2 separate regions of the Homo sapiens genome follow, and region 2 is linked to region 1. The links are chromatin contacts, found by Hi-C in ENCODE. All regions are on one chromosome and are shown on one strand. The core of a region is the stretch at or near the end of the contact, and the rest is flanking DNA. Distances in the headings are between cores, read along the strand shown. Region 1 overlaps MAP2K5 (mitogen-activated protein kinase kinase 5). Region 2 holds the start of SKOR1-AS1 (SKOR1 antisense RNA 1).

Region 1 (4,672 bases), core at 1,045-3,544:
AATTGGCAAAGCTCTATTGGATCACTGCATTCTATCCTCAGTGCTGGGATCAAAGGTCATTTGTAATTCTAGGGGCTTCATGCCCAGCAGGATAGCGTGTTGCCTGTCAGACCCTAAATTGGTTTCTGATCCTCCACTGTTCACTGCCTTAGAGTAGCATCTTTATGACACAACTGGCAGAACCCATAGGGCAAATCTGTACTTGCTTGGGGAGAAAATCGAGTTTGTTTAAAAAAAAAAATCTAAAAAACAAAAAAATGAAAAAAAACTGGACCCTCACCTCCAAGGATCTCCATAGAAGCTAATCTTCAAACCAAAAACAACCTGTCCAAGGTGCAAACTAATGTGAGATTCTGGGAAATCAGCTATATTTTAATATTTTAAAGGTCCTCAATGTACATATCTGCTGTAACAGAATGTAGACAGGGGAGAAAAAAGCAGTCACATGTTATCAGAAGGAGAAAGGTGGGAAAGAGATGAATAGGTGCTCCTGGTCCGAGAATGAGTCTCGTTTAGAGTGTGAGTAGCCATAACTACATAGCAGATTTGTACAAATTCAATCAATGCTTGTTAAAACATTGAGTTTATTTTAAAATGTGGCCACTCCATGAAGGAACAATCAGCATTTGGACTCTAAGTTTATTTTTGATTTCATGATGCAGATAGAACTGACCTACTTCTCGGTGTGTTACAAGGGAAAACATCAGGGTGAAAGCGAGGCTTTGAACTTAGGAAGGCTGGCAGATGACATACCAGAGAAGAAAGCCTCTAACTCCGCTCAGCTGCAGAACAGAAAGCCCGCCTTTTACTCATCCTACTCCACATCAAGTCTTGAGCAGAGAAAGTGAAAGATGATTCAATTTCCACACTGGCTCACCCCATGCTCTGGGCTGCCAGGCGTGACAAATTACATGTGTGGGCATTTTGGTGTGACGTTCTGTCCACTGGGTCTGGGCTGACAGTAGCAGCTCATTTAACTTGTCTCAGATGGGCCTGGAACCACGGGGTAAAGGCCTGAATTTTTGCCACTGAAAGGCCCATCCTACCCATAAACCCTTTAATCAAGGAGAACCAGCTGTTAGCCAAGTGAACATCACTACCAGATGGCTTATAAAAAACAAAATATAAACAAACAGGTCTAAAGGAATCTGTCTCTGGGTAACTGAAGTTTGAGATTATAGAGATTTTTTTTCCTATTTTCTTTTTCTCCTAAAAGTGTTTTGGAAGTTCTTCAGTATTGGGATAAAAGAGAATAGAAATGATCTTTGTCATTAATGTCAAAATGGATTCTTCATTTAGTCTGCTTGTTTTTTTTTTTTTTTTTGTCTGTCATTTAAAAGACTTATATTTACTTAGAAATGTTGTAAACATATGGTAAAGAGCTTGGTGTTTTATTACATTTCTTGAAAATAGGTGAGTGGAGAAATGGAAAATAGGTTAATCTTTTAAACTGTATTTATAATTGCTTCCTTTCCAAAGCCAATGAGCATCTTTTTTCTCTTTTTATTTTAGGTCTCTTGTTGGTCATCAGCCATAGTGCACAGCAGTTTTTAGATGTGCCTACATGAACAGTACACACATACTCACACACTAACATCCACATACATCTCCCTTTTCAGTGGCTTAGGCAGAGCAGCAAAAAACATACTTGTCTCATACCGAAGGGATTTCATTTACAAAAGTAAAACCCGTTATTGTCCTCTTTCTCTGCAGCCTCCCAATGCATTTCTACTGCTTTTCATAAAACACTGCTGCAAATAATCAAGCATGACCACTGACATCCACAAGATTGAGTTTTAGGAACCATTAAATGAGCTCACCCTCGTGGGAAGTCTCCTGCTCAGGCTGGTCTAAAGGTAATTATTCAGCAATTCCTACCTGTGCTTTTACCTTGTTCCTATACAGTGTTTGAATTTCATACACTGGTCAGGTCAACTTTTTTCCTCAGGAAAAGTCCAGCTATACATGTTTGATCCAGTACCTAAATTATAATGTTAATATACACACTGGCATTTCAGCTGGTTCTACAGAAGTGCTGATTAAAAGCACTCTTAAAGGTAGATCATAAATTATATTAAAAACAAAACAGAAAAATCTAGGAGAGAAAAAAACCCTTAATAGGTGCCTAAATGAAAAAAAATTGATCTTTTCATAGATAAAGAGTTAAGATTGAAACATCTGAACCACATCCACACACTGTTGAAGTACAGGAACCTGGCAGGTCCGTGTCCTGAAAAACCAACAAGCCATAACACTATCAAGTCAGACTCTGAGAACTCACTGTAAATCCAAAGTCCACATCACCACACTGTATGTCCTCCTGAATGTTCACTCGACTGTTAGTTAAAATAATTACTGCCATTTGCCACCTGCACTGCCAGCTACAGATAAGGGGGGAAACAGAACTACCAGTGGCTGCGTGTATGAGTGTTGGCTTTATTTGCTTACACATTTTTAAACAAATTCAAAGGCTGCTTCAGCTGCAATTCAAAGGCTGAGAATTATACGTGAAACTGTGCTATAGTTGGTTTCATAAAATAGACAGACAGAAGGGAATTTAAAGCTGGTTTAAGGAGACACTACACCAGTTTAAAACTAGTTACTATGAGGGGAACAAAGGGAAAGAGGGAGGGAGGGAAGAAGAGGAAATGAAAAAATAGAACCACATACTGTGAAATGAACAAGTTCAGTTAGAATGTTCATCAGGATTTGGAAAATCATAATGCCATCTGCTACTCTGGACCTCAAAACATCAGGGATCTCGTGGGCCCAGACGCTTCCATTTCCAGGAGGAAGGAAGGAACTTACACTCCCTGGAATGCTGCCTCCATTCTGGAATGGAGGCAACACCCCAGCCGACCAGTTTGGAATCTCTTTTGAGAACATTTGTACTGCTCACATACACATTTTCCCTGGTTTAGAGAAAATTAACAGCCGGCAAAACGATTACAGCAACTCGGCAGTGAAGCAGAGCAGTGCCCCCAGCCCAAGCTGCTGGGTAACTGACCCTGGCATCCAACTTGGGCTCAGGGTGTGTAGGTCCCATCATGGTGGATTAAATGAGCATTGTCCTATGGCTGGGTAAGACTTCACAATACAGCAACACATGTTAAATGACAGCAGCCAAAACTGGCCCCACCAGGCAACTGCCCATTCACAGACCGCTATTCACAGGCCTCCACCACCAAGAAATTAATTCATTAATAATACATCAGGCTTCATGGACAATTCAAAGGAAATAACACAAAGCTACTTGTTCAATGACTGCCTAAAGATGCAGAATTTTTCCTGGTTAAAAAATCCCCACAAATCTAATTGACTTACTAAATCAAAATTATGGGGATGTTTATGTTAATATTTTGGTTAGTAAAAAAGAAGAAATGGATAAGGTCTATTGGCTGAATTCACTCAGTGCCACTTGGAAATAATAAAAATATAGATTTTTTTCAGCAATAGTTAATAAAATCTAATTTTATATAATTGTGTGTTTAAAAAAACTTTTTTTTACTTCAAGTGACTTTGTACATCCTTCAGACTATGAGGAAAAAATTTTCTTATAACTTGTTTCTTCTGTAACATTTTGTATTCACTTCTTTCTTACTCCTCCCTTCTGACAACTCATAAATATGAATTAAATATAATTATAAGTGAACAGAACATTAACTTTTGGATTACTGCTGTGTTTTGGTAGAATGTTAATGTCATTTCTAAAGAAACAGTTATTACCAATAGAAAAAGTAATTACTAAAGGAATCCTGGCCTTAATGCTAACCTATTTTCAATTTTCAAACCAGCCAAACTGAATTAATTTAAACACACTGGACTTTTCAAAGAAGGTATTAGATTTCTAAAGATTGCCTTACATAAAAGAGGAATATCAGTTTTCAGGATCTCAACTATATATTCCCAACACTTTGAAACACAGGTCTAGTTGACAATATCGCCGAAAGGACAGGACCATTGTGTGCATATGCTTGTATTAACTTACTGAGTTTCTAATGCCTCAGTCATTAACTAATACAAGCTGCATGCACCATGAAATCCCACATCACAAAAACCTGTTTGTGGGAGTGGTTGGAGTTAATCACTATAGTCAGACACTGTGGGTCTGCAGGTCCTGTCTCCCTTTAACCACCCGCAGTTATGTGCTGTGACAGGAACAGGCCATCCTTGGGATGCTGGGAATAGGAGTGGGATGGTGTTCCTTTTACTTCTTGCTAACTTCAGAAGCCAGAGTCATGGTAAAGTCTCTAAGGTAAAAGATGAGTGGATATTATTTCCTCTGAAGTTGGTTAATCCCATTTTTTCTTTTCTTTTCTTTTTTTTTTTTGAGACACAGTCTCGCTCTGTCATCCAGGCTAGAGTGCAGTAGCGTGATCTTGGCTCACCGGAACCTCCACCTCCCAGGTTCAAGAGATCCTCCCACCTCAGCCTCCTGAGTAGCTGGGACTACAGGCACGTGCCACCATGCTTGGCTAATTTTTGTTTTTTTTTGTAGAGATCGGGTCTCACCATGTTGCCAGGTCTGGTCTCGAACTCCTGAGCTCAAGTGATCTGCCTTCCTTGGTCTCCCAAAATGCTAGGATTACAGGCATGAGCCACCGTGCCTGGCCTAACCCCGCTTTTGAATTTCTGGGAGGTATTATTAGGCAATCATTCTTGCCATCAGCAT
Region 2 (4,720 bases), core at 1,153-3,652, 77 kb before region 1:
CCCCCAGGCACTTTCTATGCCACACTTTCACAGCACACGTCTCGGCATCCAGAGGGCTCTTTCATGTCTGCCTGGCTCCCCTGCTGGAACCGAGCTCCATGACCATAGCAACCCTGCCCACTCACGCATCCCTGAAGCCCGGGTGCTGACACCACAGATGTTCAATATTTGTTGAAGGAATGGAAGTAGGAAGGAAAGTCTGAGCTGGTCAGGGCTTCTGGAGTAACTCTAACAAGGAAAGCGGAGGCTGCACTTGTGGTCTCAAATCTTTTCCAAACTCCACTGCGTAAAAAAAAAAAAAAAAAAAAAAAAAAAAAGTCTTTGAAACCAGACTCGCATCCAAATCCCAACTACTTTAACCAGTGGCAGGATCACTGGAGCAGATGGTTTAACCTCCCAGAGCCTGTTTGCTAAACTGCAAAATGGGGGAAATGATACCATTTAGGTTAAGCGCCTGGCTCTTTCTAAATGTTGGCTCAAACGGTGGTGACCCTTCCCAGACTTCCACCACTACTGGAAGTTTGCGTCCCAAAGCAGACACCCTCATCGCCTTGGCTCCGAATGCAGAGAGCTAGTTCCGAGAAGCCGAGGGGAAGCTGAAGGCGCGCCCTGGCCAACCCTCCCCACGATCCCCCGCCGCAACCCCTGTCGGCCCCTTCCAGCCCACAGTGGGTGGCCCCAGGCCTCGCTAGGGTCACGTCTCTCGGGTCCCCGCGCAGGGAAGGGTCCAACCAGCGACTCGCAACCTTTTCGGGGTCCCGAGTCCAACACCCGTGGGAATCCCATGGGCACCATGGCCCCTCGCTCCAAAAATGCTTTCGCGTCGCGCAGACACTGCTCGGTAGTTTCGGGGATCAGCGTTTGAGTAAGAGCCCGCGTCTGAACCCTCCGCGCCGCCCCGGCCCCAGTGGAAAGACGCGCAGGCAAAACGCACCACGTGACGGAGCGTGACCGCGCGCCGAGCGCGCGCCAAGGTCGGGCAGGAAGAGGGCCTATTTCCCATGATTCCTTCATATTTGCATATACGATACAAGGCTGTTAGAGAGATAATTAGAATTAATTTGACTGTAAACACAAAGATATTAGTACAAAATACGTGACGTAGAAAGTAATAATTTCTTGGGTAGTTTGCAGTTTTAAAATTATGTTTTAAAATGGACTATCATATGCTTACCGTAACTTGAAAGTATTTCGATTTCTTGGCTTTATATATCTTGTGGAAAGGACGAAACACCGTGCTCGCTTCGGCAGCACATATACTAAAATTGGAACGATACAGAGAAGATTAGCATGGCCCCTGCGCAAGGATGACACGCAAATTCGTGAAGCGTTCCATATTTTTACATCAGGTTGTTTTTCTGTTTTTACATCAGGTTGTTTTTCTGTTTGGTTTTTTTTTTACACCACGTTTATACGCCGGTGCACGGTTTACCACTGAAAACACCTTTCATCTACAGGTGATATCTTTTAACACAAATAAAATGTAGTAGTCCTAGGAGACGGAATAGAAGGAGGTGGGGCCTAGGCAGATTCATCTCTGCGGTGCATTTTGCCTCTGGCCCTCGGGCCCTAGTTTGCGATCTTTCCCATCTTGCCTCTGCTTCCCTCTGCACAATCCTGAGTATTGCAGTACCTTACACTTAAGGAAATTTCGTCTTGCCAAAGTTGATCCATTTCAGCTCCGAAACATAACAGGAACTAGTGCAACGATAAACGTATGAGGAACTTGCAATAAGAGTGACAGAATCCTTTGAATCAAAAAAAAAAAAAAAGCCACCACTTAATGAGTATCTACCATATGTCAAGGGCTTCACCAATATTTCATTGAAATATTCCAGACCAAATAAATAAATAATAAAAGAAAAAAAGAAAAGGGGGAGGGGGCAGAAAAATAAAATAATGTTTAAAAAATTCCTGACAGCCCCACCCTGTGGGTTTTACTGTTTTACTGTCATCATTTTACACCAATCACTGAGAGGTAAAGCCTGATAAGACTTACAGAGGCACAGACCCTGAAAAGATCGGGACCCAGGTCTCAGGTAATTGAGTTACAAAAACACAGTCCCGAGTGGTAAGACAAAGAGGAAACAAAGTCCAACCACGTTCAGATTTCCTGCGATGACTTAGGCAATGTTTTCTGAAATATCTTTCCAACAGAAAAATGGTGCAACTGCTTTGCTAGTGCTTCAGCATGCACGTGGGCCCTGCGGCCACTGGGACCTCAGTCGATCTGCCGGGAGCGGCCGCACAGCTCCCAGCCTCCAGGCGCGCCGCAGGAGGACTGTTAGGCTCGAAGCCCCGGAGCCACCCAGGGACAGCGGCGGGTACTCTACCAGCGGGCGCTGGGAGCTGCCGGGCAGCATTCCATTCAGGACTCATTCCTTTTCTCTTCAGTGGAAGTGAAATGATCCTTTCCAGGTAACAGCCGAGCATAGGGGACTGCGGGACATCTCCGCCTCTTCCTTGGCTCTGGGCCTTCGATGTAAGGCGTTAGAGGACAATCTTTGTTGGCTGGATTTCTGTTCTTCCCCTAGAGATATCTGGTTCTTTGGAGGCCACTTGGGCAATTGGGTGAGTAGTTTTAAATGTCTCCCTTGGGATGCCAAATAAGAAAACGACCAATGTCGATGTGGCTCCCTCTCTTTCAGCACAGACAACCCATCAGACTGGAATATTATTAGTCTACGTATGTGGAAGGGGGTGTTATGGGGAGTAAAATAGAATCCAAGAGTGAAGGACTTGGCCCAAAAAGGACTGTTGAGATTGTTCTAAAGAAACTGGTCGGGCGCAGTGGCTCACGCCTGTAATCCTAGTACTTTGGGAGGCTGAGCTGGGAGGATACCGAGGTCAGGGGTTCGAGACCAGTCTGGCCAACAAGGTGAAGCCCTGTCGCTACTTAAAAGAAAAGAAAAGATTAGAACAGAAATTAGGAAAAAGACAGGCAGTTCCTAGCCCCAGAAAATCCAGAGACCTGGCTGACTTCCTTTCCTCTGCACTAACCTGCTGAGGGAACTTGGGCAAGTCTTCGCCTCTTTGGACACATAGAGTCAATGCATTGGCGTTGCAGGATGCCCTTCCAACCTCTGTGCTTCTAGATTCTTATGAATGTGTCTCCAGAAACTCAATAGTCCATGCATTGGCGTTGCAGGATGCCCTTCCAACCTCTGTGCTTGTAGATTCTTATGAATGTGTCTTCAGAAAGCTCAATAGTCCAGGCTTGAAAAAGCACCGGTTTGTCCTCCTTTCTGGGCCCCCTTTCTGGGCCCCTGGAGGAGAGGAGGGTGATGGACTGGGGTACATTTTGGGACTCTAAAAGCATTCCTGGCTTGAGTCTCAGGAAAGTGAATTCAGAGGGAGTTGTAATCTTTGCAAACACCAATACAATAGCACTTCTTGTATGCCAGGAGCTGTTCTCAGTGCTTTACATATATTAACAGAAAACAGTTCTATGAAGTAGGTACTGTTAATCTCCCTATGTTATAGATGAGGAAGCTAAGGCACAGAGAGATTCAACAACTTGCCCAATGTCACTCATCAATGACAGGGCAGCATTGAGACCTCAGTAAATCTGGCTCCAGAGTTTGTGCTCTTAGCCAAGCATCTGAGGATGGAGAGAGGAGATGAGGCTGTTTAGAATTCATGGGAAGAGCATGCAGATCCAGTTCTGCTTTTGTTGGTGTTCTGAATTCAAGGCAGGAGTCACATGTTTGCAACGGATCAAGGCTTTAGAGCAGGGTAGCTACGAATGGGTGGACCTGTGTGCCAGTGACCTGGAAAAGTATGACGGAGTGAAGGAATACCCCCTTTAGGACACAGTTGGAACAGGAACAAAGTTTTCCTTTTCTAGGTTAACAATCACTTACCTGATACCTGCTCCCAAAACGAATCCTATTGATGAAGGATCTTCTTTCTGAGCAGTAAACCTGTGTTTAATTAACCTTATGCAAATGAGCTTAATTGCTTATCAGTGGCTGTTGTCCAGAAGCACCTAGGGATTCCTTCCCTCAGACATTTTCAGCACCTAGATGAACCGCAAAGTTGGAAGCCTTTCATCTACACATGTGTTGTGTGCCTGTGGAGCCCTGGGCCCTGTGTTGAAGATTGCAAGGAAAAGCAAGGTGTGACCCCTGCTGTGGACTTACTTTCAGTCTTAGGGCAACAGACACTTACAACCAAGAATAACAAAGGGAGGTGAGTGCCCTGCTAGCCTCATGAACCGAGTGCCACTAGAACACAGAGTCACCTGTGCTCCAGGAGTTAAGGGGTCTTCTAAGTGGTGCTTTTGCACACAGGTTACCCTGATTTGCAGAGGAAATGGAGATGGGAAGGGACTTACTGCTTTCTCCCGTGGGGGTGAAAAATAAACCCACTTGATGCTGTCTCCAACGGCGGCTCCAACTTTGCTCAGTCTCTCACTCTGGATTTGCCAGAACAGGTGGGGATAGAGATCATCTTCCCACTGCGGATCCCAAGAGGGGCCCCGGCTTCCGTTCACTCTTGTCCCTTACCCCAGACCTGGGACTCCAGAGCCAGACCTCCTGTAGGCACCGCTGGGGACCAGGCCAAACCAAACACTCCAGGAGAACAGCCCACAGGATATTCTGTGTTCAACTGCCTCCTCCAACTTCCAGGCCCCACTTTTTCTCCCTGGGACCCCAGGCACCCTGGTCTGGGCCTTCGGGCGTTGGCTGTAATGCTTAAAATCTGTCGCAAGGTGGCA

The links. Hi-C counts contacts between places; a loop is a spot of excess contacts on that map. Pooled maps may share reads with other maps.
Region 2: a loop to region 1 is called in a map with no recorded cell type, with 7 times the contacts of the local background. The contact joins the promoter of SKOR1-AS1 here to the enhancer-like site in region 1. A Hi-C loop is called at or near these places in 2 of 168 maps with a recorded cell type or tissue (heart right ventricle and naive thymus-derived CD4-positive, alpha-beta T cell), 1 of 37 single-sample maps with no recorded cell type and 9 of 50 pooled maps.

What each region holds. Positions count from the first base shown.
Region 1 is chr15:67,759,218-67,763,889 of GRCh38, reverse strand. All of the region lies in intron 19 of MAP2K5 (mitogen-activated protein kinase kinase 5), which reads right to left. Among named protein-coding and RNA genes, the nearest start is that of SKOR1, 64 kb to the left of the region's middle. RefSeq lists enhancers at 624-673, 744-803 and a silencer at 954-1,033. Within about 2 kb of position 2,294, at least 2 of the 41 ENCODE cell types and tissues checked have a DNase peak (open chromatin) inside an H3K27ac peak, as active enhancers do.
Region 2 is chr15:67,836,561-67,841,280 of GRCh38, reverse strand. It overlaps SKOR1-AS1 (SKOR1 antisense RNA 1), which reads left to right and starts at 2,402. Exons shown (of 3, transcript NR_120345.1): 1 at 2,402-2,571; 2 at 3,848-4,191. It overlaps RNU6-1 (RNA, U6 small nuclear 1), which reads left to right and starts at 1,236; the gene lies at 1,236-1,342. RefSeq lists enhancers at 1-345, 841-890, 346-1,298, 3,922-4,452.